Regions from separate parts of the Homo sapiens genome. Here region 2 is linked to region 1. The links are chromatin loops, found by intact Hi-C in ENCODE. Cell type or tissue: PC-3. All regions are shown on one strand. Each heading gives the region's core, and the rest is flanking DNA. Links, peaks and the distances in the headings are about the cores only. Region 1 has its middle 62 kb from the start of ZDHHC17. Region 2 overlaps LOC105369851 (a long non-coding RNA gene).

Evidence for each region. A loop is a pair of places that touch in the nucleus more often than their neighbours do. Peaks named below come from ENCODE experiments on the same cell type or tissue, not always from the same donor. Only the 100,000 strongest peaks of a DNase experiment are listed, where the experiment ranks them.
Region 2: a loop joins it to region 1, with 2.3 times the contacts of the local background. A loop is called at or near these places in 1 of 110 quality-filtered maps.

The regions. Positions count from the first base shown.
Region 1 is chr12:76,694,117-76,710,746 of GRCh38, reverse strand. No RefSeq gene overlaps it. Among named protein-coding and RNA genes, the nearest start is that of ZDHHC17, 62 kb to the left of the region's middle. In PC-3, for the core only: no CTCF peak of the experiment used is centred there; a DNase peak (open chromatin) is centred at 5,856; H3K27ac peaks cover 429 bases.
Region 2 is chr12:76,621,886-76,638,515 of GRCh38, reverse strand. It overlaps LOC105369851 (a long non-coding RNA gene), which reads left to right. Exons shown (of 2, transcript XR_945115.3): 2 at 1,867-2,397. Among named protein-coding and RNA genes, the nearest start is that of OSBPL8, 70 kb to the right of the region's middle. RefSeq lists enhancers at 1,150-2,349, 3,138-3,790, 3,791-4,444 and a silencer at 14,233-14,527. In PC-3, for the core only: a CTCF peak has its summit at 7,499; no DNase peak of the experiment used is centred there; H3K4me3 peaks cover 574 bases.

The sequences.
Region 1 (16,630 bases), core at 3,882-8,881:
GTCTGTGTAAATAAACAAATAAATACTATTAAGTCAGAGAGGTTCTTAAATTTTAAGGCAAGCTATCCTAGTGATTTTGGTCTTAGCTCTAAACCACTCATTACAGTTAAACATTCAGATGTTCCCAGAATCTCTCATAACTAACCATTCTCCTTTTCCTGCCTCTTTGAGTAGTTCCATAAAAATACATATTATGAATTTGATAGCACTCAATTTCATCATGAAAAGAATCTCATTACTTAACATTGGGATTCACTGGATGAGAGGTGGCATTTAATATAATTTAAATGATGAGATAAGCAAGTTAAGCCATTAACGAGATTGGAGAGATTATATACTTAGCATCTTTGGCTATTACTTTTTAAATAATTCATATGCTCACCCATACTTTCATCCATCTATTCATTCAATTATTTCCTGAGAATCTACTATGTGCCAGCTTCTGTTCAAGGCAGTGGGGATACAGCATCTCTTATATGGCAGGTGAGCTCTGTCCCCTCATGGAGTTTATATTTGCTGAGCAGAGACAAACATGAAACAAGGAGGCAAAGTTAAGAATAATATAGCTTCAGAAATTGCTAGCTACTCTAAAATATCTAAAATGTGGCAATGGGATAAAGTGACAGGGGAGAGATGTCAACTTTAGTTAGGGTGATTCAATAAAGGATTTCAATGATGCATTTTTAACAATGAGGAGGAGCCACAGGAAGATCTAGAGGAACAGTGACCTAGACAGGGTAGACAAACACAAGAGCCTTGATATGGAAATAAAGATGCATATTCTAGAAAAATAAAGAGCAGTGTGGAATATCATAATATAATGACTCTGTGCCTGGACAAGAGATAATGATGGCTTGAACTAGGGTTTTAACGTTGAAGATGTTAAGTGGTTGAGTTGGATATATATTTTGGAGGTCCAACCAATAAGACTTGTTATGGCATGTGGGGGTATGAGGAAAGAGCCGCTCCTAGGTTTTTGATTTAAATAGCTGGGTGGATGGTGGTACTGTTTACTGAGATGGAGAATATCGAGGGAGTTCTCTTTAGAATTTGTTATTTGTTCCATTTGTAATCTGATAAATATATAATACATCCAAGAAAAGATATCGAGCAGAAAGTAGAATATTTGAGTATGGAACTCAAAATAGGCCAGAAGTGTCACTTTCATCAAACACTTTTCTGCTACAGGCTATTTTCTTCTATTTCTATAATAGCTACAGGCTATTATCTTCTATATATTAACTCAAAATTCATGAGAACTGCAGCCACCCGCATCAATATGATATAACTATAAGGCCTAAGAACCGAGACCACCTCTGTCAACATAACTTAGTTATTTGTTCCAGGAAAATTTGTCCAGAGAAGATAAGACCATAAACCAATAAATAACTTCACTGTTTGCTTCAGGAAATCCCTGCAAATCAGATCATCTGAGAGAAGCCTGCTTACCTGGATAAAGTTCCCTTATCAAACCATGGTTTATATATCAAGAGTCACTTCAAAAGTTTCATCTCACTATGCCTACCAACCCTAAACTATTATTTCATAAACTTGCCCAATCCTGATCTGTTCCCCAGTTTGGTGTTTATTATTATTATTGTTACTTTATTTTTATGTTTTTAGAGACGAGGTCTCACTCTGTCACCCAGGCTGGAATGCAGTGATGCAATCACAACTCACTGCAGCCTCAAACTCCTGGGCTCAAGCAATCCTCCCATCTCAGCCTCCTAAGTAGCTGGGTTTATAGGCACAGGCCAGTGCACCCAGCTAATTAATAATTTTTGTGGGGAGAATTAGATACAGGGTCTCATTTTTTTGCCCAGGCTGGTCTTGAACTCCTGGCTTCAAGAGCTCCTCCCACCTGGGCCTTCCAAAGTGGTGGGATTATAGGCATGTGTATTCCCCATTTTGAAATATCTCCCATAAGACCCTTAAGCCCAGATCCCCTAAACTAAATCCTATACAATTCTCTGATTCCTCTTCCTTGATTCTGTCAAGATGCTCTACTCCCTGACTGCAGTGACTTCTGATAAACTGAGTTTTGCCTTGTTAAGTTTGCCTGGTTGTATTTTGGAGAGTTAAATATTCTTTACTACTTTTTCTTCTGCTTTTATAATAGATGTTCATCCTGCAAATAACTATTCTCTGGCAAAGAGCCTCTCTGAAACTCACAATTAGTGGAATGAGATTTCTGAAGCTGGGCGGACCCTTAAACATCTGTTCTAATCAGTTTATTTCACAGATGGGAAAACTGAAGCCAGAGCAATTGTGACTGGTGTGACTGGTCTAGTGTCACAGCTAGTTAGCAGCTACTTAGATTATAAACAATTACAACTCCCAGTCTGGCACTCTTTAGGGAAGAATACACAAGCTCACGTTGAGCAAGATGAAATAAATCATTCTATTTTATTTTCTATGAACTTCCTGGCAGGAGAGCAGCAACCTGGCTGTTTTAACTTTTGGTTTTACTTATGGTTGTGATGCTTCTGTACTACTTGCCAGGCTGGCTTAGGCATTAATTGGGTGTATTCATAAAGACATTAGTAAATTATAATTTACATTTACCAAAAATTCAGATAATGAAAGTTCATTAATCAGCAGAAAGACACAGAAATGTCAACTGCCAAAGCACGCGTTCCTGATGTAGGTGAAGCTTTCTCCTAATCTAAACATAGAGTGATGAAACAAAAACAACCCCCTATCCCACTAACTCACCAAGTCACGTATTCCTTCTCAGAGGGCAAGACTTGCCATGTAAATAAAATATGCAAGAAGTAACAGTCTCTTTGAATATTCAAAATATGGAGTCTCTTTGAGAAAGCAGAAATACACAGGGCTGATATGTGTAAATCTTCCCATTTTAACTCGTATCTGGTAAACATTGTGGAAAAATCTCAAACATTTTCTGCAAGAACAATTCTAACAATACATTCTCTGATCCTTGTCCCTTTATTTCAGGAATTGTTTCTTCTGACTTCCATGTTATGACAGTGGGAGCTGCCCCATAAATACTCCATGACTCAATGCCCTAGCCATAGTTGACTGGACCAGAGGTGGGCACCTGGCCCATGGGCCAGTGGACTAGGGACCATGAGATTTAAGTCAACTTCTCAGTGCCTGGATTATAAATGTATAAAATCGGAACTTACTGTTAGCTGCATTTTGTCATTTGGAGCAAAAAGCAGAGTAGGCTACATTTTTGCTTGAATGTTCCGCAGTGCCCTTGAGCCAGAGCATTAGGGTGGGGGAAGCTCTTCAAGCCGATCCCTCCTTATGTACCCAAATTACCAAATTAATACCAGACATGTAGAAAGAATGAAAAATAAAAGAGAATAAAAAAGGAAAAGAGAAGGAAGCACTACCAAATTCTTGCCCTATCTCCCATCCCCTGAAACCAAGGCAATAAAGTACCATTTGTACATTCTTTGTTAGGTTGGATGGGCTGGCAAAAGATACAATCTTAGCCTCCTTTTCTTTGATCTTCACCATATCTTCTGAACAGGACACAGAGTTTTTTTTTATTTTAGAGCATTATCAGAAGAGAAAGAAGATAGCACGTCAGCAGTAAGTATTCATCCCATTTTTGCCCAAACCAGTGATCAAGACTGCATCCTCATACATTGTCCTCACCTTATTCTTGTCACAAAAGCAGGGGTCTGAATCTCATCATCTGACACCCCCCTGGCCCCACCAACACCAGGCAAAGATGTATTTATTTCCAAGATCCACTCATTAGAAACTACTTTATTTTGCTTTGGGAAAAGTGTTTGGTAATACTAAAAGCCAAAACATTCCTGTGGTTAAGACCAGTACAAGACTTCATTTTAATAAAAAAAAAAATTAGACTTGTAGCTGATAAACAAATTTGATCCTTATCCTTCTTCCTTCCTCTCCCCAAAACTACAGTAAAACTATAAGTAATTCTTCATATGCTGAATTAGTAGACCTCCTTATAATAACTATCAAACTGTTGCTATATTAATAATATTCTGTATAATTTTAGTTTAATATAGTAAGTGGTTTGATTAAAAAATATAAACAAAGTGCTATAAGAGTATACAGGAGGGACTTTCAGACTGGATTAAGCCTGGATTTAGGTTTTCTGGAAGACAGGGGCTGAGTCTGCAAGAATGAGGAAGAACTGGCCAGGAAGAAATTATAAGTACATTATAACATTATAAGTAAAGTGTATAACATGCTTGATCAAGGCAGTGAACACCATGGAGGGGGCCTTACAGAAAAAGTACAAAATGGGGAATTGTGAGAGTTAAAGGTAAAGAGGGAGAGAATGGGATCAGCTCATGAAAACCTCATATACTATCCTAAAGATTGAGATGATTATCCTGCAAGGATCATTGAGAGATTCATACAGTGCCTTAGATTGGGTTCCCTGGAAACAGACTCTGAGACAGGAAGTGGTGTGCAGCAAGCTTACTGGGGAGTGTTCTTGTGAGATACATCTGTAAGGAAGGCAGGACTGGGCAGAAGGAGGAGCTGACTTGTAATGCAGTTGTCTCTGAAGCCTCAGCTCATTCTAAAAGGAGATGTGAGATGACCCTTAGAGTTGTCCCAGATTGAGGCAATGGGGCAGGACCTTTGTATTAGTATCTTTGCATGAGCCAGTCATTTACTATTGGCCATTACCTGAGAGGGACTGGAGCTTAAGCAAAGTTGTTCTCTGAAGTGGTTATTTGATGCTAAGGGCAGTTCCCAGGGTGGAATGCTAAGATTCTCAGCAGTTGGGATAGGGGAATAAGCTTGATGAGGGAGTCTTGAACAGAGACCCCAGTACCCAGTACATACAACAATAGGTAACAGTTACTGAGCACTTTCTATGTGTCAGGCACTGTTCTAAGCACTTCAAATGCACTGTGATATTTAGTCCTTACTTCAAGGCTATGAGAAAGATTCTTTTATTATCTTCATTTTACTTATTCTTATTTTATATTTATACTTTAAAAGGCAGGGAAAGGTTAAGTGATGGAACCAGGGCTCAGACCCAGGCCGTCAGACTCCATAACCTGGGATCATGAACATGACATTGTGCTGCCTTTCAATGAGGAGGAATATGGTCAACTCTGCAGCTTAGATAGCCTTCTCTGTGGGGAAAGGCAATAAACAAAAGTAAAATGCATAGAATGTTAGGCAATGACAAGTGCTATGGAGAAATGAGCAGCAGAGAATCGGATAGTGAGGGCCAGAGTGTAGGGCTTGGGGGCAGTTGTGATTTTATACAAGGTAGTGAGGGCAGGTTTCACTGAGAAAGTGATATTTGAACAAAAGCCTGAAAGAAGGGAAGAAAGCAAGCCCTGCAGATACCCAGGCAAATGACCTTTCATGTAGAGAGATCAGGAGTACAAAAACCTCCAGGTGAGAGCATGCTCAGTGTATTAAAGGAAGAGCAAGGAGGCCCTTGGAAATCTGAAAGGCACATCAAACTCAACATGACCAAAATTGAGTCCCTGATCTGGAATGGTAAAGAAGTAGAAGTAGGAGATAAGGTCCAGATCCCTGCCAGAAAATAGAGGCAGATTCTGTAGCGTCTTAAAGCCATTCTGGGGACTCCGGCTTTAACTGTGCAAGAGGTGGGTAGTCATTGGAGGGTTTTGAGCAAAAGAGGGACACAACCTGACTTGTGTTCTATAAAAATTGTTCTGGCTGCTATGTTAAGAATACATAGTTCAAGTTAAGGGTAAAAAGTAAAGAAATCACGTAAGATGCCACAATCCAAGCAAGAGACAATGGCAGCTTGAAACAGAGTGGTGGTAGTGGCAGTGGTGAGAATAGTGGAGTCTGGACACATTTTGAAGTAGTGCCAACAGAATTTGCTGAGGGATGGGACATAATGAGTAAGAGAAGGGGGTGGGGTGGGGAGGAAGGATGACTAGAGCTTTTGACCTGAGCAAACAGAAAGATGAAGGAAGCTGCCTTTTGCTAAGATGGGTAAATCTGCGGAAGGAATGAAGTTTAGGAGGTGGTGGGAGAAGATCAGGAGCTCAATTTTAGACATCTTGAGTTTGAGGTGGTTTTAGATGTCCAAGGAGATATTAAGTAGTAATCAGTCACGCAAATCTGGAGTTCCAAGAGTGGTCTGAGCTGGAATATGCATTTAGGAGTCTTCAGTATAGGGCCCAGATTTAAAGCCTTGAGATGAGATAAAATCCTCTAAGAGTGTGTACAGATAGGGAAGAGATTTGAGACCTTGGGAGGATGAGGCAGTCAGATCACCTGAGGTCAAGAGTTCGAGACCAGCCTGGCCAATGTGGTAAAACCCCGTCTCTACTAAAGGTACAAAAATTAGCCAGGCATGGTGGTGCACGCCTGTAATCCCAGCCACTCAGGAGGCTGAGGCAGAAGAATCATTCAAACGCGGGAGACGGAGGTTGCAGTGAGCCAAGATCACACCATTGCACTCCAGCCTGGGTGACAGAGCAAGACTCCGTCCAAAAAGAAAAAAAAAAAAAACCTAAAGGAAGTATTTTGTCTGTTTGTTTTTAATAAAGGACAATGTTGGAAGATTTTATGGGAAAAGACCGTATTATTTTTAGAAAATATAAAGCTTCAAGTTGTTCAGCTGCATAACTGGGAAGTTCTCCCTATCAGGATGAGGCACTTTTATAACTTTAGAAAGAGAGAGACGGCTGTGATTACACAGACATCTGCACTGTTTAATTTCAGCTTCCTCCCCCAGGATTTAGAAAAAAAGCAAAAAGAAAGAATTCACGTAAAACACTGAAACAGGAACAGGTCAGAAACATCTGTGGCTGGAATAATTTTGGTTGCACAAATGAGGCCATGAGAGATAGTCTTTGTCTCTCCTGCTGGTATATTACTCAGATTTTATAGTACCAAATGCAGCAAATGACAGAAAGATAAAACAGAGAAGTATTTGCTATTTTTGACCCTTTCCAGAATGGTTTCAGTACACTATTGAGGTTTGTTTGCAGGGAATGAGCTGCACAGATAGATTTCAGTGGGTAACTAAAAATTGAAATAGAAAGTGAGAAAGTGGAACTAGAAAATATAGACTTCATCTTCCAAAAGCTTATCTAAGTGTCAGAATAATTTTTTATTTTGTGTGTATTTATTTATTTATTTTTTGAGACAAAGTCTTGCTCTGTCACCCAGGCTGGATTCCAGTGGCACGATTTTGGCTCACTGCAACATCCGCCTCCCGGGTTCAAATGATTCTCCTGCCTCAGCCTCCCGAGTAGCTGGAATTACAGGCACCCACCACCACACCCGGCTAACTTTTGTATTCTTTAGTAGAGACGGGGTTTCACCATGTTGGCCAGGCTGGTCTCGAACTCCTGACCTCAGGTGATCTGCCTGCCTCGGCCTCCCAAAGTGCTGGGATTAGAGGCATGAGCCACTGCACACTGCCAAGAACAATTTTTTAAAAAGGAAAATCATAACTCTCATAGAAATAAAGAGAAGACATGTTAAAGATTATTATTGTATATTATTTAGTGAGGGAATTGCAAAGATGGTGCAACGGATTTGAAATCAGAGAACCATAAATTTATATATTGTAAAGGAATGTTGAAAGGAATTTAATAAACAACTGCAAAACTGGCTTTTTCCATGGGAATGGTTAGGGTGGGGAAGAGAATGGTTGTCTGCCCACTAGACAGAGTTATTCACATGTTTATAGACAATAATTATGCAAATAGCAAGGTTATAGATAGGCAAGGAAGTCAAGCCAAGAAACTCCATTGGAGGTCACCTGCGGTACTTACAAATTTGAGTTAATTCCGGCCAGGCGTGGTGACTCATGCCTGTAATCCCATCACTTTGGGAGGCTGAGGCAAGCGGATCACTTGAGGTCAGGAGTTCGAGACCAGCCTGGCCAACATGGTGAAACCCCGTCTCTGCTAAAAAAAAAATATATAAAAATTAGCCAGGCATAGTGGCAGGCACTGTATTCCCAGTTACTCAGGAGGCTGAGCCAGGAGAATCCCTTGAACCCAGGAATCGGAGATTGCAGTGAGCTGAGATCGCACCACTGCCCTCCATCCTGGGCGACAGAGCAAGACTCCATATCAAAAATAAATAAATAAATAAGTGAGTTAATTCCTCTGAGACCGGAGGGTAGGAAGGAAGGAAAGAAGGTACAGAAATAGAAAAGTAGGGTTAGGAAAGAGTTGAAGTAGTTGATATATGATGGCCCTAGTCTTGATAATGAAATTGTGTTATCTTTGTTAAAAATTGCAAATCTTTTAGGAGAGATTTTATTCCAGAGAATCTGGGATAAAATAGCAATTGAGCTCTAATTTTGACACTGAGTTTCCTGGTAGTGAAGGGAAAAATGGAAAAATGGCAATTATGTCATTCTGATTGGCACACAAAAAAGAAGACTGCGAGTTTTTCTGGAAGGGTGAGCTTGGCTGCTGAGGGGAGGAGGTTGTGAGCTAGGTGAGGAAAGTGGGGGAGGTTTGGAACTCCCTGAGCAGAATGGGAGATGGAATTGACTAAGAACAAGTAAAAGAATTTTGAAGCTAAGTTGTGGCACCACAGGGGCCACAGATACGTGTGTATTTGGAATAATTATGGAATACACATCAACTCATCCAAGAAGCCTGTCCTGGTAATCAGTCTGGGCTAAGGTGTCTGTGCCCTTGCAGCTCTTTGTGGCAGCTGGCATGTTGGTTTATTGTTCCTTCTCTTTTTCCCGCCAGAAGTCCAGGAAGGCAAAACATATATCTGCATATTTCCAGTGCCTAGTACAGTTGCCTGACACTAGTGCCTCCCAGGGAAGTGGAAAGTGTAAGGAAAGAGTGAGTGAAAATTTGAAAGCAGACCATTCAGTGGAGTGTGCATGGTGAGGGATAGTTCTTGGGCACTGAGCCTGGAAGAGGCTGGCACTCACTCCATGGGCACTCCTGCCTTTCTCTTCTTGCCTCACACTTGGTAACAGCAGGAACTGGTTAGGGTTAGGCACCAGAAAGATGTGACTGGAAGCACCTACAGTGAGTGTGGGACTTACATATAGCTTACCATTTGCTTGTGGGGTGCTCCAACCTGCTGATTGGTGCTTTGAAGTCTACAGTTAAGGGTGAAATTAAATCCCTTAAATTTATTTTCCTTGTTTTATAATGATTTTCTTGGTTATCAAAATAACATATTTTCATCATAGTACAAAATACAGAAAATTGCAGAGAAGAAAATAAAATTCCTACTGCCCTCAACATTAACATTTTCCTATATATGTTGTCTTTTTTTTTTTTTTTTTTGAGATAGGGTCTCACCTGATGCCCTGGCTGCAGTGCAGTGAAGAAATCTTGGCTTACTGCAGCCTTGATTTCCTGGTGATCCACCCACCTCAGCCTCTCGAGTAGCTGGGGCTATAGGCATGTGCCACCACTCCTGGTTAACTTTAGTATTTTTTGTAGAGACAGGGTTTTGCCATGTATCCTGGGCTCAGGCAATTTGCCCGCCTCCACCTCCCAAAGTGCTGAGATTACAGGTGTGAGCCACCATGCCCGACCTTTCATTCTTTTTTCTATGCATCTATAAATAAAGGGTTTCCTTCACAAAACTGGGATTGCAGCATATTAATTATTTTTATACTACTTTATATGTATTATATGCTTATATTGTTATATATTGTTTTATATTTTGTTATATATTATATTATTATACATTTTTCTGCTTTTTAAAATTATAATTATATCCCAAAATATTCCAGTGCCATTAAGCCCAAAATGACTTTTCAGGAGCTAATAATTTATCTTAATCATTCTTCTATTGTTGAGCATTCAGGAGGTTTACTATTTTTGTCTATTTTAAAGTGATGTTTTAGTAAACATCCTTATTCAATAATAGCTTACGTACACCTTATTTTCTTAGAACAGATTCGTATAAGTGGAATTATTGGAATCAAGGGTGTGAACTTTTAAAGAACTCTGTAAGCCAAGTAGCTCTCAAGAAGACTGCTTCAATTTAACTTCCATTAGAATGTTTAAGAGCACCCATTTCCCTGCACCCTAGTAAGTTCTGAGTGTTAACAACTAAAAATTGTTATAGAAGACACTGAAGTCATATAATTAGAATAGGATAGCTCCTCATACAATTTGCCTTCCATATTGGAGAAGACATATCAGTCTAAATATAAATGGACTATAATAGCACAGTATTATGTGATTAAATTTAAATTCAGACAAAAGATCTATTTTATCTTTATAAAAGTCTTAGCTTTTAGAAAACTTTTAGATATAGAACAAAATAGAGTGTTAATTTATATCACATTTGAATGAAAATATCTTGCAACAGGTACTTGAACAAAGATTTTTTAAAGTAGTTCAGGCCAGGTGCGGTGGCTCATGCCCGTAATCCCAGCCCTTTGGGAGGCCGAGGCAGGTGGATCAGGAGGTCAGGAGTTTTGAGACCAGCATGACCAACATGGTGAAACCCTGTCTCTACTGAAAATACAAAAATTAGCTGGGTGCGGTGGCGCGTGCCTGTAATCCCAGCTACTCCAGAGGCTGAGGCAGCAGAATCTCTTGAACCTGGACAGCGGAGGTCGCAGTGAGCTGAGATCGCACCACTGCACTCTAGCCTGGGCGACAGAACGAGACTCTGTCTAGGACAAAAAAAAAAAAAGCAGTTCAATCTCTAATAGGTAAGATATATGTACAGAAAATGAATTGTGCAAATTGATTCCACATACAGTCAGAATAATCATTTAATGTTATTATGTTTTAATGTAGGGAAAACAGAGGAAAAACTTGCTTTCCTTTTGTAGTTTTACTGTGTTTCATTACTGGTGCCAGATTTTTTACATACATTATCTCTAATTCTCACACAACTCTACAAAGAATACTTTTTTGTTGTTGTTCCAATTTTACAGATAAGAAAACAGGCTTGGGCCAGGCATAGTCACTTATGCCTGTAGTCCTAGCACTTTGGGAGGCTGAGGCGGGAGGCTCGCTTGTCCCCAGAAGGTTGAGGCTGCAGTGAGCTTTGATCAGAGGCTGAGAAAGGTAAGAAAGCTGGTAAAGGACACCCCAATAAGAGGTAGGCCAGCACTTGAGCCCAGACTTGTCTTACAGCAGAGCCTTGCTCATTTCACTACACCATGGAGACTCACAGGGAGCTACAACACAGCACAGCATGAGAGAAAATGACAGAGACCCTAACCCTAGGCTGGTGGCAAAAGGGCCCCGTGACACAAAGCCATCAACCTCCCTCTCTGGTGGCCTAAAGCGGAACTATTAACAAGTTAACACTTTCTGTTATTTCTGTATTTAATATGTTTAAATGTGTAAAATTATCATTGAATGGATTTGTTTGTTAAACTGTAAGGAGAGAAGAGAAAAGAAAAAAAAGAAACAGAAAGAAGGGAGAAAAAGGAAAAAAAGGATGAGGAAAATGGAACAAGAGTAAAAACTAGCCCCTGTGGTACTTAAAAATCCCACGACTGTCTCGATAATATCCAGGTGTAGAGTAGAGAGGGGGTAATTTTGAGAGCATTGCGTATATTTGCAGGTTGGGAAGCAGCGGGACGAATGGTTTTAGAATCAGGCTGAGTGGGTGGAGTTACTTGCAGGATCTCACAGGCAGGGTGCTGAGCCACGTCTTTTTTTGTTGTTGTTGTTCTGCCACCTGTCTCCACCACAGGGGTCTGCTGCCCCACGGGCAGGCAGTTGTGTTTGTGGGTCAGGACATCCCTCTCTTGGACAGGCAAATGCTTAAGCATGTTTCTTTCTTTTCTTTTTCTAACAGCAGTACCAGTTTTTCTTCAGATGGGGTACACACAGGCTTGAAGAAAGGCTGGCTATGCTGGGGAAGCAGTGCAGTGTCCTGCAGAAGAACAAACGCTCCCATGTCAGACCACCTGAATTCAGACTCCAGCTCTGCCACTCACTGTGTAAACCTGGATAAGTCACTTAATCATTCTTTGCCTCAGGTCTCCTCTTCTGTAAAATGGGAATTCATTCAAAGAATATTTATGAAACACCTATTGTATGCCAAGAATTGTTTGACCCTCTGAGAATAGAGCAATTAGCAAAAAGCTTATTGTTCAACGGGGGCAGACAGGCTTTAACCACATATAAATTATGATAGATAATAGGTATAATGAAGAAAAATAAAGGAAGGTAAAGGGACAAGCTGACAGGGAGTGATATTCTAGATAGGTAGTCAGAGAAGATCTCCATGAAGAAGTGATATTTGAGCAGAGACATGAAAAACAAGTGAATGAGTCATGCCATGCATCCACAAGGATAAGAACAGCAGGTCCCAGAGCCCTAAGTAAGGCAAGCTTAGTGTGTTCAGGGAAGAACAAAAATGCAAAAGTGACATGTAGCTTAAGCAGAGTCAGTGAAAGAGACAGTAAGAAAGTGGCTAAGGCTGGATGGTTCCGGGCTGGTAGGCCTTGGTAAGGACTTTAGATTGATTCTGACTGTGACTGGAAGTGTATCAGGTAAGGGTCAGTCACAGGAGCCATAAAATACTCTCATTATTTAATTTAAAAGAGACCTTATTCAGAGAATCTGAGTGCTTATAAATTTATCGAAAGGGTTGCAAGAGCAAGCTGTAAGCTGGGCCTCCAGGAATGAGACCCAGAACACCACCATCCAACCATGCTGCCAAATATTGACAAAAGGCCAATATCTTCTCTTCGACACCCCTACTCCCAACTCAAAGCAGGATGTAAGGTCTTCCCTTCTGCTCTTCCATAGCACTTCACTTGTATTTCCCTTGACACACTTGAGAGGAGGCGCCAGCTGGGCTTCCTGTGTCCAGTAGGGGCTCAGAAAGTTGTGAAACTCACTCATTTCCTGCATCAGGACTTCCTTTGGTCCTGGATGAACAATATTGAAAATATATGCTTAAAATATTCCTAACACCAGGATTTGTGCATGTGTTTTCTTCCCCAAGAAAGCTATAAACAGTGAAAATTTTGCTATAAGCTTCCCTGTGTCCTCTCTCCCTGTCTCCCTTCCCCCTCCCCTAAAACTAAAAGGAATGTTAACTGCCCGTTTTTCTGTGACCAGTGGACCTCATCTATGCTCCCAATTCCAATTCCTTGTAAACATACTTTGTAAAGTCCTGTAAATTCCTGTCTCCTTTGCCATGCCACTGCAAGGTCATAAGGTAGATAAAACCTAAGTTACAATTCCGATTTTCCGCAAAATCTAAGACATGTCACAAAATAATTTACTGCCTTTGTTTCTTGCTCTGGTAACATCTTCCCTCTGCACATATTTCCTGCCTTAAAGAGTTTAAAAGGCAACTGCATAATCTAACTCTGGCTACCTGCTCGGGACCCCTTCCATGCTGTGGAAGCTTTGTACTGTCACTCTGCTCAATAAAGCTTACAGCTTTTTTTCTCTTGGTCCGTGTTTCCATCTCTCGCTGGGGGCAGCTGCCACACCAATTCTTTGGCGTGGCTAAGGCAAGAACCTTTGATGTTACATTTTGGCAAGCCAGCCAGGAGATCCAGGAAAGGCATGTAGATTGTCACGCGGTGAGTACTATTGGACCTCTTTCGCTTGCTTTTCTGTCCTGTCCTTCCTTAGAATTATGAGGCTAAAAACTGGGCACCTGTCGGCCACTTAAAGGCGATTAGTGTGGCCACCAGACTAAAGACACAGGTGTCAGGCTGTCTGGAAAAGGTCTCTCTAACAAACCCCAACCCTTCAGGGTTGGGAGCGTTGGTTAGCCTAGACCCAGTTCTAACTCTTTCACTTTCCATGGTGGTCCCAAAGTACACCCAGGAGTGCTCAGCAAACGTTCTAGTTTCCCAGATTTCCTGGTTGAGACCATGGCCCTGCCAGAGGCTCCCCCTGCATGGGTTACTGAGTGTGAGACAGCCACATCTTCTGACCCCTGCCTCCTGGGTCCTAATGTCTGCCCACTAGACTTCTTTCCTCATCTTGCAAGCAAGGTTATTCCCACTAGACAGGATCAAAATTCCCTATTTAAAAGTCTTAAATTCTTGGGGTGGTGCCCAGAAGATCCCCGTTCATGGTGCCCGTCAGGGTTTAGGCAAGTGTCACCATTTGATGGCTATTTTAAAGGGCCAGTTCCCCACCATAGTGTATGGGACCCCCAATCAGGACAATTTAAAGACAGGTCTGTAATTTTCGTGTGGATAATAGAAGCCTTAGGGCATTTCCTCCATTACTCCCCAAATAGACCTTCCCCTTCCTTGGGGCCTCTCAAGTACAGTCTGTGGTGCATGGGTACAGCTCTTAGAGCCGTTGAATTGTTATTTCAACCATTCAATAATTGGTACTGAATGAAAGAAAATATAGTCAGTTGGGTCACAGGATACTGGTACTGCCTTGAGAGAGGAGCTTACTCCTTTGATGGCAAGTGGGAACAGAAGGCTAGAGTACAGCAGCTGTTCTCTCGGCCCTGGCCTAGAGGACATGCACCACCCCCTTTAAGCTTACTAAGCCTCCTGTCGCTAATTCAGAGATTTCTCCTTAAAGGACTGTTTTATGGCCAGGCCCATGTAAATTGGGCCTTAGCATGCAAGCATCAGTGGTGCCCCTGACCCAGGCCTTGCCACCCTGGAACAGGTAGAACACGTTGGCAAAAGGACCACAATAAATCCAACGGTCCTTGTGCCCCATTTAGTGGTCAATGGGCACATGGCAGGTGCAAGGGAAGTTTCCATCCCACCGGTAAGCATGGTTAAATCTGGTAGATGGAGGGCTCAGGAAAAGCAGCCATGAGCTATGAGCAACAGTTGGACCTGACCCTTGGGGGATGCCCTAAGGGAAGACAGGTCCCAGGACTAACCAGGGGTGGAGGCATCCCTGTGTTTAAAATTCCAGACGGGCACCACACCTTCAAAACCAGACACTCTCTTAAGATGTATCCTGAATAACTGGGACAAATTCGACCCTGAAACCTTAAAAAAAAGCAGCTGATTTTCTTCTGTACCACTGCCTGGCCACAGTATTCCTTACAAAATGGAGAAACTTGGCCCTCTGAGGAAAGTATTAATTATAACACCCTTCTACAACTAGATCTTTTCTGTAAACGGAAAGGTAAATGGAGTAAAGTCCTTTATGCACAGGCTTTCTTTGCCCTTCATGACAATACTGCCCTGTGCCAAGCCTGCAAGCTTTGCCCAAATGACAGAGGCCCACAGTTGCTTCCATCCTCAGGGCCTCTTCCCTCTGCCCCACTCTCCTCCCCAACTGACTCTCCTCCATCTGGCCCCACTGAAGTGTTAAAGGCACACCGGAAAGAGAACATAAACTCCACGAGCCAGGCACCCAAACTATGTCCCTTACAAGCAGTAGAAGGAGAATTTGGGCCCATTCATGTGCATGCCCCCTTCTCACTCTCAGATTTAAAACAAATAAAGGCAGATTTAGGGAAATTCTCAGATGATCCTGATAACTATATAGATGTCCTGCAGGCATCGGGGCAGTCCCTTAATCTAACACAGAGAGATATCATGTTACTTCTTGATCAGACCTTAAGTCCCACTGAAAAAGAAGTAGCTTTAGCAGCAGCCCGGCAATTTGGGGATCTGTGGTACCTTAGCCAGGTAAACGATCGAATGGCCCTGGAGGAGAGGGGAAAATTCCCCACAGGGCAACAGGCAGTCCCCACTGTAGACCCTCATTAAGATACTGACTCAGATCATGGAGATTGGAGCCGCAGGCATTTGCTAACTTGTCTTTTAGATGAGTTGAGGAAGACTAGGAAAAAGCCTACGAGCTACTCAATACTATCCACAATTACACAGGGAAAAGAGGAAAACCCCTCTGCTTTTATAGAAAGGCTAAGGGAGCCCCTAAGAAAGCACACCTCCCTAACTCCAGATTCTGTAGAAGGCCAACTCATTTTAAAGGATAAATTTGTCACCCAATCAGTGGCTGACATTAGGAGAAAACTCCAGAAGTCTGGAGTTTGTTAGGCCCAGAACAAAATTTGGAAACATTATTAAATTTGGCAACCTCGGTGTTCTGTAACAGGGACCAAGAAGAACTGGCCAAAAGGGAAAAGCGAGGTTAAAAAAAAGGGCTGCAGCCTTAGTCATGGCCCTCATACAGGCAAACCTTGGTGGCTAAGAGGGAACCAAGAGAGGAGCAGGCCAATTGCCTAGTAGGGCTTGTTATCAGTGCAGTTTGCAAGGACACTTTAAGAAAAATTGCCCAACCAGAAACAAACCGCCCGCTCGCCCATGTCCAATATGCCAAGGCAATCACTGGAAGGCACACTGCCCCAGAGAACAAAGGCCCTCTGGGCCAGAAGTGCCCAACCAGATGATTCAGCAACAGGACCGAGGGTGCCCGGGGCAAGCGCCAACTCATGCCATCACCCTCACAGATCCCTGGGTAAGTCTGACCATTGAGGGCCAGGGAGTGGACTTCCTCCTGGACACTGGCACGGCCTTCTCAGTTTTAATCTCCTGCCTCGAACAACTGCCCTCAAAGTTCGTCACTACCTGAGGAATCTTAGGAAAGCCTGTAACCAGGTATTTCTCTCACCTCCTCCACTGCAATTGGGAGACTTTGGTCTTTTCACATGCCTTTCTTGTTGTGCCCAAAAGTCCCACACCCTTATTAGGGAGGGACATATTAGCCAACGCTGGGGCTATTATCTACGTGAATATGGGGAACAACTTACCCATTTGTTGTTCCCTACTTGAAAAAGGAAT
Region 2 (16,630 bases), core at 5,613-10,612, 74 kb after region 1:
AGCCTTCCAAAGTGTTGAGACTACAGGTGTGAGCCACTGCACCTGGCCTATTTTCATAAAAATTTGAATATTAAATTAGAAACAATTCTATAACAGACCCACCACATTAAGTGGGAAAAAATGTTTTAAAAATCAGCATGGCAAACTAATCCTAATTAACAAAAATTCTACATGAACAGTTGTTACATTTATAATCAAGAAAATAAAATACACACTAAAAATACATTTAAAAAATAGAGCAGAGATGAGTTGTATTCAGTTATTTCTACATATTAAGCAACTATTAGCTATTTGAAATTATGTCAGTAGTTAATTATAGGAAGCAACAGTGAAAATAAATTTGAGAACACGTGTACTTATACCATGCTGATCCAAACATCTCTGCTTGATTGAAATGTCTAGGGCACATTGGGATATAAATAATGCTAGCAAGCCACTACTTTGTGTGGTTAAAACAAGAGGATCAGAATATGATTTCATGAATCACATGGGTTATTGACATACAAACAGATTTTTTTTACAATGCTTAAAGAGGGGGAGAATAATGACAACAAATCTCACAGGAATGCACTCCATAAATGAAGTACATTAGTCACATAGTGAACGAGTTCTGATTTTCTTTAGAATCCAATTATTAGAATTTAGTTACTTAGGGGCTGGGTGCAGTGGCTTATGCCTGTAACCCCAGTATTTTGGGAGGCCAAGGCGGGTGGATCACCTGAGGTCAGGAGTTCGAGACCAGCATGACCAATATGGTGAAACCCCACCTCTACTAAAAATACGAAAAAATCAGCTGGGCTTGGTGGCTTGTGCCTGTAGTCCCAGCTGCTCGGGAGGCTGAAACAGGAAAATTGCTTGAACCCAGGAGGTGGAGGTGGCAGTGAGCCAAGATCATGCCACTGCACTCCAGCCTGGGCAACAGAGCAGGACTGCGTCTCAAAAAAAAAAAAAAAAAAAAAAAAAGGAATATAATTACTTAGGATGGAAGCAGGCCTCTGCGGATGTAAAGGATGTAAAGTCTAATAGAAGTTTGAGGTATACCTTTACAGGGGAGGCTTTCAGAAGAGATGATTTGACCAACATGGCGGAAATCCGTGGTGACACACAAGGCCCCTCACTGCTAGTGAGTGATGCTGGTGTTGGTGGGGAGGTTGGCAGAGAGTAGCTCTGGCACCCATCACCTAAGCTCTCAATCTTTCTGTCAAAATCTTGGGTTCGGCTGGGCGTGGTGGCTCATGCCTGCAATCCCAGCACTTTGGGAGGCCAAGGTGGGCAAGTCGCTTGAGCCCAGGAGTTTGACACCAGCCTGGCAAACATGGTGAAACCTCGTCTCTACAAAAAAATACAAAATTTAGCCAGGCGTGGCAGCATGTGCCTATAGTCCAAGCTACCTGGGAGGCTGAAGGGGGAGGATTACGTAAGCCCAAGAGGTAGAGGCTGCAGTGAGCCATGATCGTGCCACTCTGCTCCAGCCTGGGCAACAGAATGAGACCCTATGTCAAAAAAAATTGTTCTTAATTAAAATTCTTGGGTTTATATGTATTTTGGAGTCCAGTAGTTGAGGCCAATAACTCATATATCTAGTCTGATAAGGTATTGAAACCGTCCCTGTAAACTTTATAAATTAATCATGGAAGAAGTGAGAGGAAGAAACAAAAATATACCAAGCTTGCAGCACATGCAGCATTAATCGCTAGGTCAGCCTGCTCTCTGACCCACTCCCTCATAGTTGTTTTGTGCCTCTTGCCTTAGAATCACATAGACCCTGTTACAAGATTATAGTTCCCCTTAACTGCTCTATAGAGAACAATTTAAACATTATAAAATGTTAAGTTTTCCATTTGAGGTTTTCATTTGCTCTTTCAGGTTTTGTATACCAGTGAAACTACTGACATCACCTGGTCTGAAGGACCCCATGAAGAGATGACTCACCAAAGAATGCAGTTTCCACATCCTGATGATTTCATCCCCATTACCTGACAAAACAATGACCCCAATTTCCCAGCCCCTCACCCTCCATGACCCCCTGAAAAACGTCAGCTAGAAACTTCTCGGAGAGATGGATTTAAGGGTCTCCTCCCATCCCCTTGCTTGGTGCCCTGTGATCATTACACTCTTTCTCTGCTGCAAACCCTGCTATCTCTGTACCTGTCTGTCACTGCACAGCAGGCATATGAATCTGTTGGTCCTATAACATCGCAACGTAACATTCCCATGTGGAGGGGGATTACACTCCATGTTCTTATCACAGCAAAACATATGTCACACGTAGCAATCTATGTAAGTGTTTGGAATCATTTCAGAGCTACATAACAGGCACCATTGTGAAATGCAGGAAACTCTGAATTTCCAGTTTTGAAAAAATTGTATTGGAGCTCTGTCTCTGCTACCCACTAACTGTGATTTTGGTTCCTTAATATCTCTGAACCTTGCTTTTCCTCTGTAAAAAGGTGATAACAACACCAACCTCATGGGATTACTGTCTGGATTAAATGACATAATGTACAAAAGCACTGTAAATATCTCTGAATACATAGGCACATATTTGAAAGTTGTTCCTTAAATGTGAAATTTTAAAACCAGGAAGCTAATTATAGATAAAATATTGAAAGAAAAGTTATAAAGGAACATTTAAAAACTAAAATTTCATTAGAAAGATACATTTTAGCTTAAGGTATATTTGAAGATAAATATTACCATCACTGGGTGCCAGCATACTTATAACAATCTTACATTTTTCACCTTACAGTTTTTTAATTTAATTATAAAAGTAACACATACTTGTCATAGGAAATTAGGAAAATACAGAAACATGAAAAGGAGAAAAATCCCATCTCACAGAGATAAGTCCTTTCAACTTTTTAATATATTTCTTCCAGTTAGCATTCTGGCTTTCAGCTTTTCTCTCCCTCCCTCTCAAAACATTTAGTGTAAATTATGTCATTAAGGCCAGGTGTGGTGGCTTATGCCTGTAATTCCAGCACTTCGGGAGGCCAAGGTAGGAAGATCTTGGGAACAAGTGTTTGAGATCAGCCTGGGCAAGAGAGTGAGACCGTTTCTACAGAAATTTTTTAAAAATATTAGCTGGACATGGTGGCATGTGCTTATAATCCTAGCTGCTTGGGAGGCTGAGATGAGAGGTTGACTTGAGCCCAGGAATTTGAGGCTGCTGTGAGCTATGATCATGCCACTGCACTCAAAGCCTGGGCTGTAGAGTAAGACTCTCTGTCTAAAAAATAATAATAATAAAAAGTATATCACTAATATATCTTTCAAAAGTAATAGTAACTTAACACTTATTATTGTTAGATAGTTTCCAACTTTTGAATACCATTACAATGACCTTGGGTTCCATAAGTGCATACCCGAATTGGTACATTCTGAATAAATCATATTTGCCTACTTACTCATTTGTCTCCCCAGCTAGACAATAAGCTTTGTGAGGAACACTTCCTTTTTTGCCATTGTTATGTAGTGCCTAATATCTTGCTTGGCACACAGTATCTCTACATAAAAATATGTGCTGTGGGCCGGGCGCGGTGGCTCATGCCTGTAATCCCAGCACTTTGGAAGGCCGAGGCGGGTGGATCATCTGAGGTCGGGAGTTCGAGACCAGCCTGACCAACATGGAGAAACCCCGTCTCTACTAAAAATACAAAATTAGCCGGGCATGGTGGCACAAACCTGTACTCCCAGCTACTCGGGGGGCTGAGGCAGGAGAATCGCTTAAACCCGGGAGGCGGAAGTTGCAGTGAGCCGAGATCACGCCACTGCGCTCCAGCCTGGGCAATGACAGCAAAACTCTGTCTTAAAAAAAAAAAAAGTGCAGGTATGAATGAACAAAAGAAAGAGTGAATACTAGTATTTCCCCCACAGAACTCGAGGGTTTTTCCAAGACAGCTTCACAAAATGAGACAACATGTGTAAAAGTTATTTGTGTGTTTTCATCTTTATTATATTTGAATCAGTATTTTTTTTAGTGTTTTTGTCGTTGCCATAAACTGGAGCAATAAGAACGAGATATTTGAGAGGTAGATGTGGGCGTTGTTGGGGGCAAGGTATGGGAGAGACCATTGTGACAGAATGGTAACCTCTTCTCCTAGACACTGGAGAGCAGGCTCTGTTTAGAGCCCTTTGTCTGCCTCTGCAAGGACAAAGCTTTCATCTTAATAGAATCCTCTGCTGGCAGCTCAGTAGCTGTTTCAAAGCAGGAGGGAAAGAGGAAAAAGGATGGTTCTGGGGGAGGGGAAATTATAGGAGGAAAACATTTTTTCCCATTTTCTACTCAAAGTATGAGTTAGAAATACACAAAAGGGGTATATGGAAAGAAATGCAGAGTGCAGCATCGACTACCTCTGTGTATAAAAAAAATGAATATTTGCTGAAATCTAGATATAATGTGTCATTCCAGAGTAGCACACTGAAACCACTTTAGAGGTGAGAAAGTGTTGGAGGCCATGGGTAATTATAGAAGGAGTGCTGTATTAGGGTAATTTCTGGTTTAAAAGGACACAAAGCAACCTTTTGGGGATGAAAATATTTTATATCTTGTTTGGAGCGGTTACATGGATGCATACAGTTGTTGAAATTCTTCGAACTGAATACTTATCTCTTTGCGTTTTACTGAATGTAAATGATATCTCAATTTTTTAAATTGTTAAATAACAGAGTTTTTTTCTGATTGCAAAAATAACATGCATTCATTCTAGAAAATTTAGAAATTACAGATAAGCACAATGAAGGAAATAAAAATTGCCTGGACTTTTACTGCCCAGAGATAATCATCTTCACTTTTAGGTTATTGTTATCTGGATTTTATTTGCCTGCCTGCCCAGTTATCATGTTACCCAAGACAGCAATAGTCATCCTATTATAGACATGTTCACTAACAACCTGGCCACTTATCAAATTTATCCCCACCCAAACATCCTCCAGCTTAACACTGGCTTCCCTCCCCACCCATCCTGTCAATGTGCTTGTCAGTCAGCTCTTTCCTGAATGTTGCATATGAATATCCACAAGTGTAATGGAAATTGACTCTAAGTGGATTGTGAGCTTTGAAAAATAATATGTGTTTGATGAAATAAGTGAACTAATGTTGGAAAACTACTGGATCACATAAAAGCCATTGACAAATGAGGAAGTTAGGCCTGATGAGCATGTACTAAGATAAAATAAACAGAGATGATGATTAGGCACTTCAAAAGAGAATGATTTGATTATCAAAGATAAAGCCCTTTGGAAAACAATAAAACCCTCAAATTATTTTTGTTGTAAAAGTTATGACAGTACTATAAAAGTCAGACATGAAGTGGTAAACAATGTTGTATCACACTATCATACAATTTTGTCCAAAAGAAAAAGCCAAAGTGTCATTTTAAAGTTAATTTCCAAACAAACATTTTAAAAATTATTTTCGATAACTGAACATCTCAAATGTTAATATGCATAAGAATCACCTGGAACTCCTGTTAAAAATGCAGATTCTGGTCCAGTACAGTGGCTCACACCTGTAATCCCAATGCTTTAGGAGGCCAAGGCGGGAGGATTGCTTGAGGTCAGGAGTTCAAGGCTGCAGTGAGCTATGACCCTTGTCTCAAAACAAACAAACAAAAAACAGATTGTTATTCAATTAGGTCAGGAGAAGGATCCTTAATTCTGCATTTCTAATAAGTTCCCAGGAATGCTGATGCTGTTGGTCTCTGGACTTTGAGTATCAAGACTGTACAATTGTGATCTTAGGTAGATTCACTTTAAATGGCCTTTATCCAATATTAATTATCGTTGAGTATTGAGAAATGCCTGCCTATTCTTTCAGCTATTTCGTACTAACTGCTCTAGACCTGGGCAATGTATGATTCTTAAACTATAAACAAAATAAGTTAGGGGGCTTGCTTAAGCATATATTGTTTATCTTTACCCCCAGAGTTTCTCATTTGATAGATCTGAGGTGGGGTCCAAAAATTTGCATTTTAAACTAGTTCTCAGGTGATGCTTAATGCTGCTGGTCCTAGAACTACACTCTGAACTGCTGCTTTAGAATGATTGCAAATAACTTCAAAGAAGTTGCTTACAATACCTGAATTATACATTCTTCTGGTAACATTTGCAAAACAGGTCATATGAACAAGCCGCAAACTTTTAACTACCTGAATGTTCCTGGTATATATTGCACTCAATGATACAGCTCCCCATCCATAGATTCAGCTTGACTTTATATATGTACATCATGATCTCCAACTGTTTTGATTGCAAAATTATTTTTATTGATGATTGTATATTATTTTGCATATTATTAATTATATTTCTAGTGAGAGCAATGAGACTACATATGTTATATCTCCTTAGATTATTACCAATCACTTTTGTCTCAGCACAGCTGATGAATGAGTGCCCCTGAATTTACAGGTGGTGGCTCTGCCATCATCTTGTTGATTGTGTTTGCATTATTAGCATATGAAAATATAAACTGCCTACCATACACAGTTTCTTTGCAGGGATCCCGTTAGGCAATACTCTCATTTTGAGAGGATTACTTACTTAAAAGCAGATAATATAACCTGTAAATCCACATATTTGCTTTTGTAACCTGCAACACAATGCTGCAGGCAAAAACTAACAAACTACTGAAGACTCTACTACCAATCCCTTTCCTTTGAGGGATTCCCACTCAGGATACTGCAGATCTTTAAACATTAAATCTTAGTATTGCTATTTAATTGACAACGTGATCATCTAACTGCATTTTCATTTAGCACACAGGTTTGCAACTGGTTCAAAGTAATATCAGTGATGCTGTGTCAGATGCCCTGGGAAAAATCAGAGTTTGTAGAGGTTAAGACATCTGATTCTAGAGCCAGATGGTCTAGTTCAGATTCTGGCTCTATCACCTACTACAAGCTCTGTGGTTTTGAGCAAGTAACTGGACCACTCTGTGCTTCAGTTTCTTCATCTGTGAAATGGGAATAATAATAGTAAATATTTCATAGTGTCATTGTGACACTCAAATAAGTTAATATCTGTAAAGCATTTAGAACAGTTCCTGGTATATTAAGAATGCAAAAAAATTAGCAATTTTATTATGCCCTTAGCACTGAATTGGAAGACAAAAGATCTGGGTTCAGGTCCTGGCTCTGTCACTAATTAGTTCTATAACTTTAGACAAGCCATTTAACCCTTCTGAGCTTCAATTGCAAAAGGGGCTAACAATACCTGTCTTGCCAAGCTAGCAGAACTGAGATCCCAAATAAAATAGTTCGTGAAATGTGCTTTTATAAACTGTAAAGCACTGTACAAAAATAAAAGTCCTTCTTTATAATTTTATGTGTTATATCTTAATGTATTTATAATATATGAAATGTTTTATAGTATAGAAACACAAAGCAGGAACTTACACTTAGTGAACACTTTCAATATGAGTCCCAAGTGAGCTGTGCGACCTTGAATAAGTCACTGAAATGCTCTGAGCTTCTCTTCTGTGTTTTGTTTTTTGTTTTTTTTGAGACGGAGTCTCCCTCTGTCGCCCAGGCTGGAGTGCAGTGGCGTGCTATCTTGGCTTACTGCAAACTCCGCCTCCCAGGTTCACGCCATTCTCCTGCCTCAGCCCCCTGAGTAGCTGGGACCACAGGCGCCCGCCACCACGCCTGGCTAATTTTTGTGTGTGTGTTTTTAGTAGAGACGGGGTTTCACCGTGTTAGCCAGGATGGTCCCAATCTCCTGACATCGTGTTCTGCCCACCTCGGCCTCCCAAAGTGCTGGAATTACAGGCATGAGCCACCGCACCCGGCTGAGCTTCAGTTTTATTACAGGGATAATACTGGCTTCCCAGCCCACATTCCTGGGCTGGATCTGGAGAGAGTAATGAAATAAAATATAAACTTGCACAGTTGCTGTGGATTAGAGATTACATCAGATATGCATCTTGCCCAGGAATGGCTAAAGTTTTTTTTGATAAAAAACTACACAGTAAGTATTTTAGACTTTGTAAGTCATACAGTCCCTGTTACAACTACCCAACCCTGCTATAGTTGCACAAAAGCATCCACAAACAGTATGTAAACAAATGGACATGGTTATGCTCTTTTTATTATTTATTTATTTATTTAGAGATAGAGTCTCACTCTGTCGCCCAGGCTGGAGTGCAGTGGTGTGATCTCAGCTCACTGCAACCTCCGCCTGCTGGGTTCAAGCAATTCTCTTGCCTTAGCCTCCCGGGTAGCTGGGATTACAGGTGCCTGCCACCATGCCCTGCTAATTTTTGTATTTTTAGTAGAGATGGGGTTTCACCATGTTGGCCAGGCTGGTCCCAAACTCCTGATCTCAAGTGATCTGCCCACCTTGGCCTCCCAAAGTGCTGGGATTACAGGCATGAGCCACCACGCCCAGCCTGTTCTAATAAAATTTTATTTCTGTACACTGAAGTTTGATTTTTTTTCTAATTTTCATGTCATAAAGTTTTCTTCTTTTGATTTTTTTAAACCACTTAATTTACTGTTTTTAACATAAAAACAAGCAGCAAGCTGAATTTATCCTGGGGGCCATAGTTTGCAGACTCTTGGTCTAGCACAATGCCTAGCACATAGCAGATAATACTAGTTAATATTAGTCATATAACATTGCTTTATAAACTGTAAAACTTATTAGATATAATCTAGCAACTTTCTTGTTCTCCATCATGCCTTTAAAATGATCAGCTCTTGTCCCACCATCACATCTATTCTCTCTTAGTACCTTAGGAGGTAATTAATCTGGGTTTGTGGGCTTAGCATCATCTAAGGCATTGAGTTGAACGCTTAAGAAATCTTTTACTTATGTCAAATAGTAATTCCCTGTTTTTCAATCAAATAGAGTCTTTCTAAACTAAAAATGATAATAACTCATTCTAAAACTATTTTTAGAAAATAGAGAAAAGTGGGCCTAGAGCAGTGGCTCACATCTGTAATCCCAGCACTTTGGGAGGCTGAAGAGGCCAGGAGTTTGAGACCAGCATGGCCAACATGGTGAAACCCTATCTCCACTAAAAATACAAAAATTAGCCAGGCATGGTAGCAACGTGCCTGTAGTCCCTCCTACTCAGGAGACTAAGGTAGGAGAATCACTTGAACATAGGAGGCGGAGGTTGCAGTGAGCTGAGACTGTGCCATTGCACTCCAGCCTGGGGAACAGAGTGAGACTCTCACTCAAAAATAAAATAAAATAAAATAAAGTAAAAAGAACATAACCATGTCCATTTGTTTACACACTGTCTGTGGATGCTTTTTTTAATTCAAAAAAATAAACAAAAGAAATAATAAAGAGGATCTACCATAATTATACTGTCCAGATTAGTTCCTGCTTAGTTATGTTTTTCACCTCCCACTTTGAAGGCCATTTTCTTCATTTAAAAAAAGTAAAGAAATAAAGTAATGGTTAAGTAGTTATACTTTCTCTGCCATCTGTCAGCTTACACCATTTTCTTGCTCCATAGTTTTTTTTTTTTAAAAAAAAAAAACAAACTGCAATTGTTTTTGTTATCTTTAACCTCAGCTGGTTCTGTGCTTTATCTTTCCTGAGGTTTTTCCTTCATATTTGTTCTTGCCTCTTTCTGTCATCAGCATGTCTCTCAATATAGGCTCATTCTTTTCAGCCACATGTGTTTCTTTTAGTATTGTCTTCCTTATCAGCTTCATATGTGATTGTAATTTCTTATAAGCTGTTTCCCTAGCCACACTAATCTAAGGATAAAATGGAACCATATTAATAGTAATAAAGGGTTTTGTATATTAGTTTTACCCCAACCCTCTGTTGTGGTTCTAGCTACCCTCAAAGTCTCATCCAGTTGTCTCTAGGTGCCGTTAGGTTATATAACAGGTGCTTGTAAACAAGTTATAGCAGCTATTGTCTGTGTCTGCCATGATTCTCCCCCATTCTGGCCCCCTCTCGTGATGTCTGCTGCTTAAAGCTCTGCTTGCTATTAAGTCATTTGGTAGTGCCTGACCACTGCCACTGCAGCTGGTGTCCACTATTACAGTGGTGTGTCCATGCTAAGGGGTCCTGAAGCTGCAAACTATTAAAATCTCTCTCACTCTTGGAACTGGTTCCACTGCTGCAGTGTGATGAGAGCTGGCCTCTATTGTGGTCACAGACATAAGAGGTGGTCTCCACTGCAGATCCGTTGAGCATTAAAGTTGAGGAGAAGGTGGTTTTTGGAGTCTTCAACGCACTGAGGCCATGCTGCACCTCAGTGGGATCAAGCTTTTCTCCTTTTTGTGTTATCATGAGCAGAAGAGTAGCAAAATAAAATAATTTCATGATCCTAGTATCTTACATAGTTTAGTGAAATAAAGTTGTCCATTCTTATATGTCCCTCTCCTTAGTAATCTGACATGGATTTATGAAGGCTGGACCAGAGGCCAAACCTGAGAGACAGACATCACAGTGTGCTAAACACCCCTCCCCTCTGACCAGTTATTGGTCCAAACTTAAGGGCCCTGCTTTCTCTTCTTTTAGAAGAAATTCTTTCCCAGGAGACTTCCACTCATGCATGAAAACAGAGGATTCATGCCCTGTCACTACACAGGCAGATGTGTCTGAATGAATGCCAATGGTGACCAAATTTAGGTTCAAGCCAGAATCCTCCACTCCATCAGAATTCCACCCCTTCGACACTTCCATTCTTCTGCATCTGCTGTCCCTTTTTAATGGTGTTGGTCATAGGACCGCAGTTATCTTTACTCTGGGTTTTTAGAAAATCTGGGCTTTCTAAGATTTCCCATATGTTTTTGGAGCAGACATCTGTTGTTTTTACATGCCTCCTCAAGAACATTGCTCTGTCAATTCTGCTTTCACTCTCCTACATCCTCAGTTTCCCCTCCCCTCTCCATTGGATCACTCCATCAACATACAAATTCCTCCAATTAAAAAAAATCCTCCTGACCCAACATTCTTCTTCTACCTACTGTCCATTTCTCTGCTCCCTTTTATTGCAAAACATGTAGAAATAGACCGCGTGTTGTTGTTGCTTGAAATTTGCAGTCTCCAAATTCTTTTCTACTGATTCTCTCTTGACCAGACTCCAACAGTGTTTTATTCACCTTTACAACACTTAAACTGCCCATGTTAAAGCCTCCACATGGTAAAATCCAAAGGTAAGTCTTTATTTTATCTTGACTTCTCTTCACTTGACAGTGACCTCTCTCCTCTCCAGGCACTTTATTCCCTTTGCTGCCGGGACATCTCATTCTCTCAGATTGTCTCCTATTTCTTCAGCTGCTACTTCTCTCTCAGCCTCCAGCCTCCTTTGCTCATTCCTTATCATCACCCTCACATCCAAACTTTGAAACACCTCATTCTTGAAACTCTTATATTCTTATCTTCAATGCTTCTTTCTCTCTCTCTCTCTCTTCCTTCCTTCCTTTCTTTCTTTCTTTTCCTTCCTTCCTTCCTTCTTTTCTTTTTTTTTTTTAGAGACAGAATCTCACTCCATTGCTCAGACTGGAGTGTCATGGTGTGATCATAGCTCACTGCAGCGTCTAACTCTTGGGCTCAAACGATCCTCCCACCTTAGCCTCCTGAGTAGCTAGGACTACAGGTGTGTGCCACCATCCTCAGCTAATTAAAAAAAAATTGTAGAGACAGGGTTTTGCTATGCAGGGTCTTACTGTGTTGCCCAGTCTGGTCTTAAACTTCTAGGCTTAAGCAATGCTCCTGCCTCAGCCTCCCAAAGTGCTGGGACTACAGGCGTGAGCCACTGTACCTGGCCAATACTTTCTCTCCTTCAGTGATCTCATCTAATCTCATGGTTTTAAATATTACCTATATACTGATAACTCTCCAGCCAAGAACTCTTGCCTAAATTTCAGGCTCATATATTTAACTGCCTACCAACATTTCCACTTTGAGGTGTAAAAGGAATCTCAAATTTAACATGTCTAAAAATTGAACTCCTCTTCTCTTACAAAACTCTTCCTTTCACAGTTTTCCTCCATTTCAGTTAATCACATCTCCATCCTTCTAGTCACTCTTGCCAAAACCTTAGAGTCATCCTCAATTCTTTCTGCCACTTTTCCTCTCCCATAATTCAATCATGGTAGCCCTGCCTTCAAAATATGTCGAGAATCTGACTATTTTTACCAAGTCAGCTGTTATCACTTTGGTCTACACTAGCAACATCTCTAATCTGGATTATTGCACTAATCTCCTGCTTCCTCCCTCTCGCCTGCGTTTTTAAATGTCAGCTAGATTATGTCACTACCCTGCTCAAACTCTCTACCGGCTTCTCATTCCAGAGTAAAACCAAAGTCAATAGCCTACAAGGCATTTTGCAATCTTTAATCTCATCTCCTACTCTCCCTTGGCTCACTTAGCAGGGCACAAACCCATATATACCTTCTGTTCTCTCTCCCTCTTTTCCCACTTGCCTACATAGCTCATTCCCCCATCTACCTTGGCTCAAATGTCCCTTTTTCAAGGCCTTCTCCAATAACCTTACATAAAATTACAGCATCCTTCTTCCCTAGCAATTTCTATTCCTCTTCCCTGACATTGTCCTTCATAGTTCATATCACCATTTGAACTATTACATATTTTATTAATATAGCTGTTTATTATCCCCGTCCCCCAACTAGAATGCAAGGTCCAACAGAGCATGGATTTTTGTCTATGTTATTCACTGTCATATACCCAGAACCTAAAATAGGCATGCGTATAGTAAGCATTCAGTAAACATTTGTTGAATGAATGAATGAATCCCCAGCACGCCTAATTCTTATGTTAGCACCTTAATGGATAAGGGATACGCAATCTGCATGACACTGCCTCTTTTTCTTGGTGTTCTTGTAGTTTCTAGTTACTTTACTAACTTTAAAAACTCAGTTTTTCTTATTAGTAAAAGTCAAGTCTAGAATATAAAATCCCCTAATTGCTTCCTCAGTCGTCTGAGAAATGAAACTATCAAGGAAGCAAGTAAAGAACTTTTCAAATTCTTTGCTTTTAGTAGAATGAACCTATCAACAGACATTGGAATCTTTGCAGTTCCTTCTCTGGAGCTTGTATCTGTGCCGGTTTTGTAACTAGAATGAGAAAAGAAGCATCTAGAACATTTGTATGGTTGGGTGGCATGCAGCACACTACTGCAATTATATCACTTGCATTTTCCCCTTTTTAGCATGAGCATAATGATTTTCATTATTTCTATCCTTGGGTTTCTAGACCTTGTTATAGATGAACTTTATAAAGTTAGGAAACATTTATTGAATCCAACTCCATAGCTGGTAGTTTTCTAGATGCTAGGAATATAAAGATGAAATTTCATTTTATCACACAGTAGTTGAGTTAGTAAATAAAAGGGCATATCGATACATACAACTACTTGATTGGATTGATTTCCTTTGAACAAGATTTACCTTTCTGTTGACATATTTTAGTCTGTGATCACAAGTCTTGGTGGGGATGACAATAACAATGACTTCAAGTTACAAAGTTCTAACGGGCAAATATATGTAATAATTAATTTATATTAACACTTTTCCGATCAGTGATCTTTAGGTGGGCAGGAGCAAAGACTGACTGGAGTTAGCTTAAATAAAGAGGACTTACTATATATAGCAATGAAAGTGTTGTCATATCAACCCAAGAATACCCACAAGTAACTGCTATAATAGAGGGTGGCAAAGAGGAGTTCTGATTTCATGGCATTTCTGGTGACCTCAACAGGAGGAATTCATTAACCATGACCTGTTTGCATCATTGTTCATTATCACGACTCAGTGGTATTCCACATGCCTGCTTCTTTCTCTTGTCATCTGGTCAAATGGCCATTCCTGGTCCAAGCGGCCACTCCTGGTCCAAGCGGCCAAGGCCAGATTCGCAAAAGCAGGATGTAAATGGCAGTTGGTGCTCAGTGTGGCAAAGACTATTGGGAGTGGCAGAGACTAGGAGGAATTTGAGGGAACATGAAGCCTTATCTAAAAGGGACTACCAATTGTTGCCATGTGGGAATATGAATCTATTTTTTAACTACTTGATTTTTCACATGAAGATGGAAATCCTGAGTGAAATATCTTAATATTTAAAAAATGGCAACTAAGTAAAATACAAATAAAACAAAACAAAGAAACCTGCACAGACAAACCCTGTGCAGGTCTGTGCAACAAAAAGTTGAGGTAGCAGCCCTAACTGCTTATCCTTGGAAAGGCCTGCTTACAAAGCCGGCCCTTGGCTGGCATCTGGGAACTTGGATTTCAGGAGGGTTCCCACCATTCCCAGAACTGGTAAGAGTGACTCGCTGTGCCTAAACTTTTTGTGTAGACAACATGTTTATGCTGACTACTGGCTTTCCTTCTAGGACTCTGAAATTTGAGTATGTGCCTAGCAGAGGCTGCCTATATGACTAGGCCCCAATAAAATCCCTGAGCTCTGAGTCTGTAATGAATTTCCTGGTTGGCATCATTTCACATGTTTTATCACAACTCATTACTGGGGCAATTGAGCACATCCTGTGTGAACTCCATGGGAGATGACCCTTGAAAGTCTGTGGCTGGTATATCCTGGATTTTGACCCATGTGCCTTTTTCCTTGCTGATTTTGCTTTGTATCCTTTTGCCAATCATAATCATGAGTATTACTATATGTGAGTCCTATAAGTCCTCCTAGTGAATCATCAAACTTGGGGCTGGTCTTGGGGACCCTAACTCAAGGCAAAATAAAACATATCTTTGAACCAAATTCAGCCAATAGTTTCACCTTTCAACCTCTAACCTAAGACACGGGCAGAACAGTTGCCAGGCATAAATGGAGCATTTTCATATGTGTCATCGTATTTAGTCTTCACAGTAACCCTGCAAAATGAACCATTTTATAACCTCATGTATAAGTGAGGAAATACACTCAGAGGGCTTAACCTTGCACAAGGTCATATCACCTGTAGGTGGAAGAGGCAGGAGTCAGAGTTAAATCCAACTTTATTTTCATATTGCCTGTATATGAAATTATATTTCCTCCCTTATGTGAAAATTTCAGAATCATTTTGTTTATTTTCTATTTCCTATGCACAGTATTTACATCTCTGGAGCTCAAAGTATTCTTATCACTCCTCATCCTTGTAATATTTGCCTTTTTCTTATTCCCTTCCAATCTTACCTTCCTATCAGCTATGAATGAGGTTTTCTGAGCCAGTAGGGAAACAAACAAAAACAAAAACAAAAACAAAAACAAAAAAAAAGGAAGGTAAGTATGGGCACAGGCAAGGGAAGGGAAGGATTATAAAAGACAGCAACTGGGCCTGCCTCTGCTAGGGATGGTCAGTGGTCCCAACAGGAGGGTCTAAAGTGGAGTGGAGGCTGGGTGTACAGGGTGGCTCACATCTTTAATTCCAGCACTTTGGGAGGCTGAGGCAGGATAATCACTTGAGGCTAAGAGTTTGAGACAGCCTGGACAACATAGCAAGACCCCATTTCTACAAAAAGATTAAAAATTAGCCAGACATGGTGGTGCCTGCCTGTAGTCCTAGCTACTTGGGAGGCTGAGGTGGGAGGACTGCTTGAGCCCAGGAATCAAAAGTTACAGTGAGCTATGATCATGCCACTGGCCTCCAGCCTAGGCAACAGAGCAAGACCCTGTCTCAAAAAAAAAAATGAAAATAAATAAAAAAATAAATAAAGTGGCATGGGGAATACCAGGTGAATCTAAGCTGTAGCAGTAGTACTTATAGTCAGAGAAGCAGTAATAATCTTTCCAGAAGGATCCATGGGGTTTGAAGCAGGATCTCATTCAGTATATGGCGGACAGTAGCATAGTTCAGGTAACAGGATAAGAGGGTGAGAAATGGATAGGCAGGCTGTCAAGGGCCTATCTGGGGGTGAGTGCAGAGCTATACTCTCAGGAAAAAGTGGCATGAAAACCTGGAAGCTGGATAGAAGCCCTACTCTAAGATCTGAACTTGCAGAGTCAGAAGTTTGGAAGGGAAAGTGCAGCTTGATGGCTGAGCAAGTACTCGAGAGTTCCCCCCGGTCCACTGAATATTAAACTTAGAACAGCATGACCAGTACGAGCCTCTTTCTTCAAACATTTTGTATATCTTGAGTGGCTTTCTAGGTAATGATGGAACTGAATTCATAAAGCGGAAGGTCTTTCTTTGTTTCCTGTGTCTGGGCTGAGCTGAACACGTTTGAGACTGACACTTCTTGCTGAAGGAACACACCAGAATAGGTTTGCCTAGCTTTGCAATATTTATTACTGTTTTAGATTTCCCTCACAATACATCTCTGAAAAGACTCAGTGAACTAAATGATACTCAGAAAGATAGCATTTCAGTGAACTCTTGAGGTTACATTTAAAACAGTCACATTATCAATGTAAGTAATTATTCCCAATTATTCCCATACCAATCTGTCTTACAGATATTTTAATACTAGGTGGTCTCTGAGTTATAAACATCAGGCTTATGAGCATCCCATGCAATTCCGCGTCCACTAATATCTTTTGAATTTCTACTATGTGTGCCTCATGGTCATTATGCAGAGTCATAATAATTGACATTTATTGAACACTTACTCTGCAATCTGCACTGTTGCACTGACATGCATTAATTCATTGTTCTCACAATAATGCTATGAGGTAGGCATTATTATTGTATCCATTTTCAGGTAAGAGT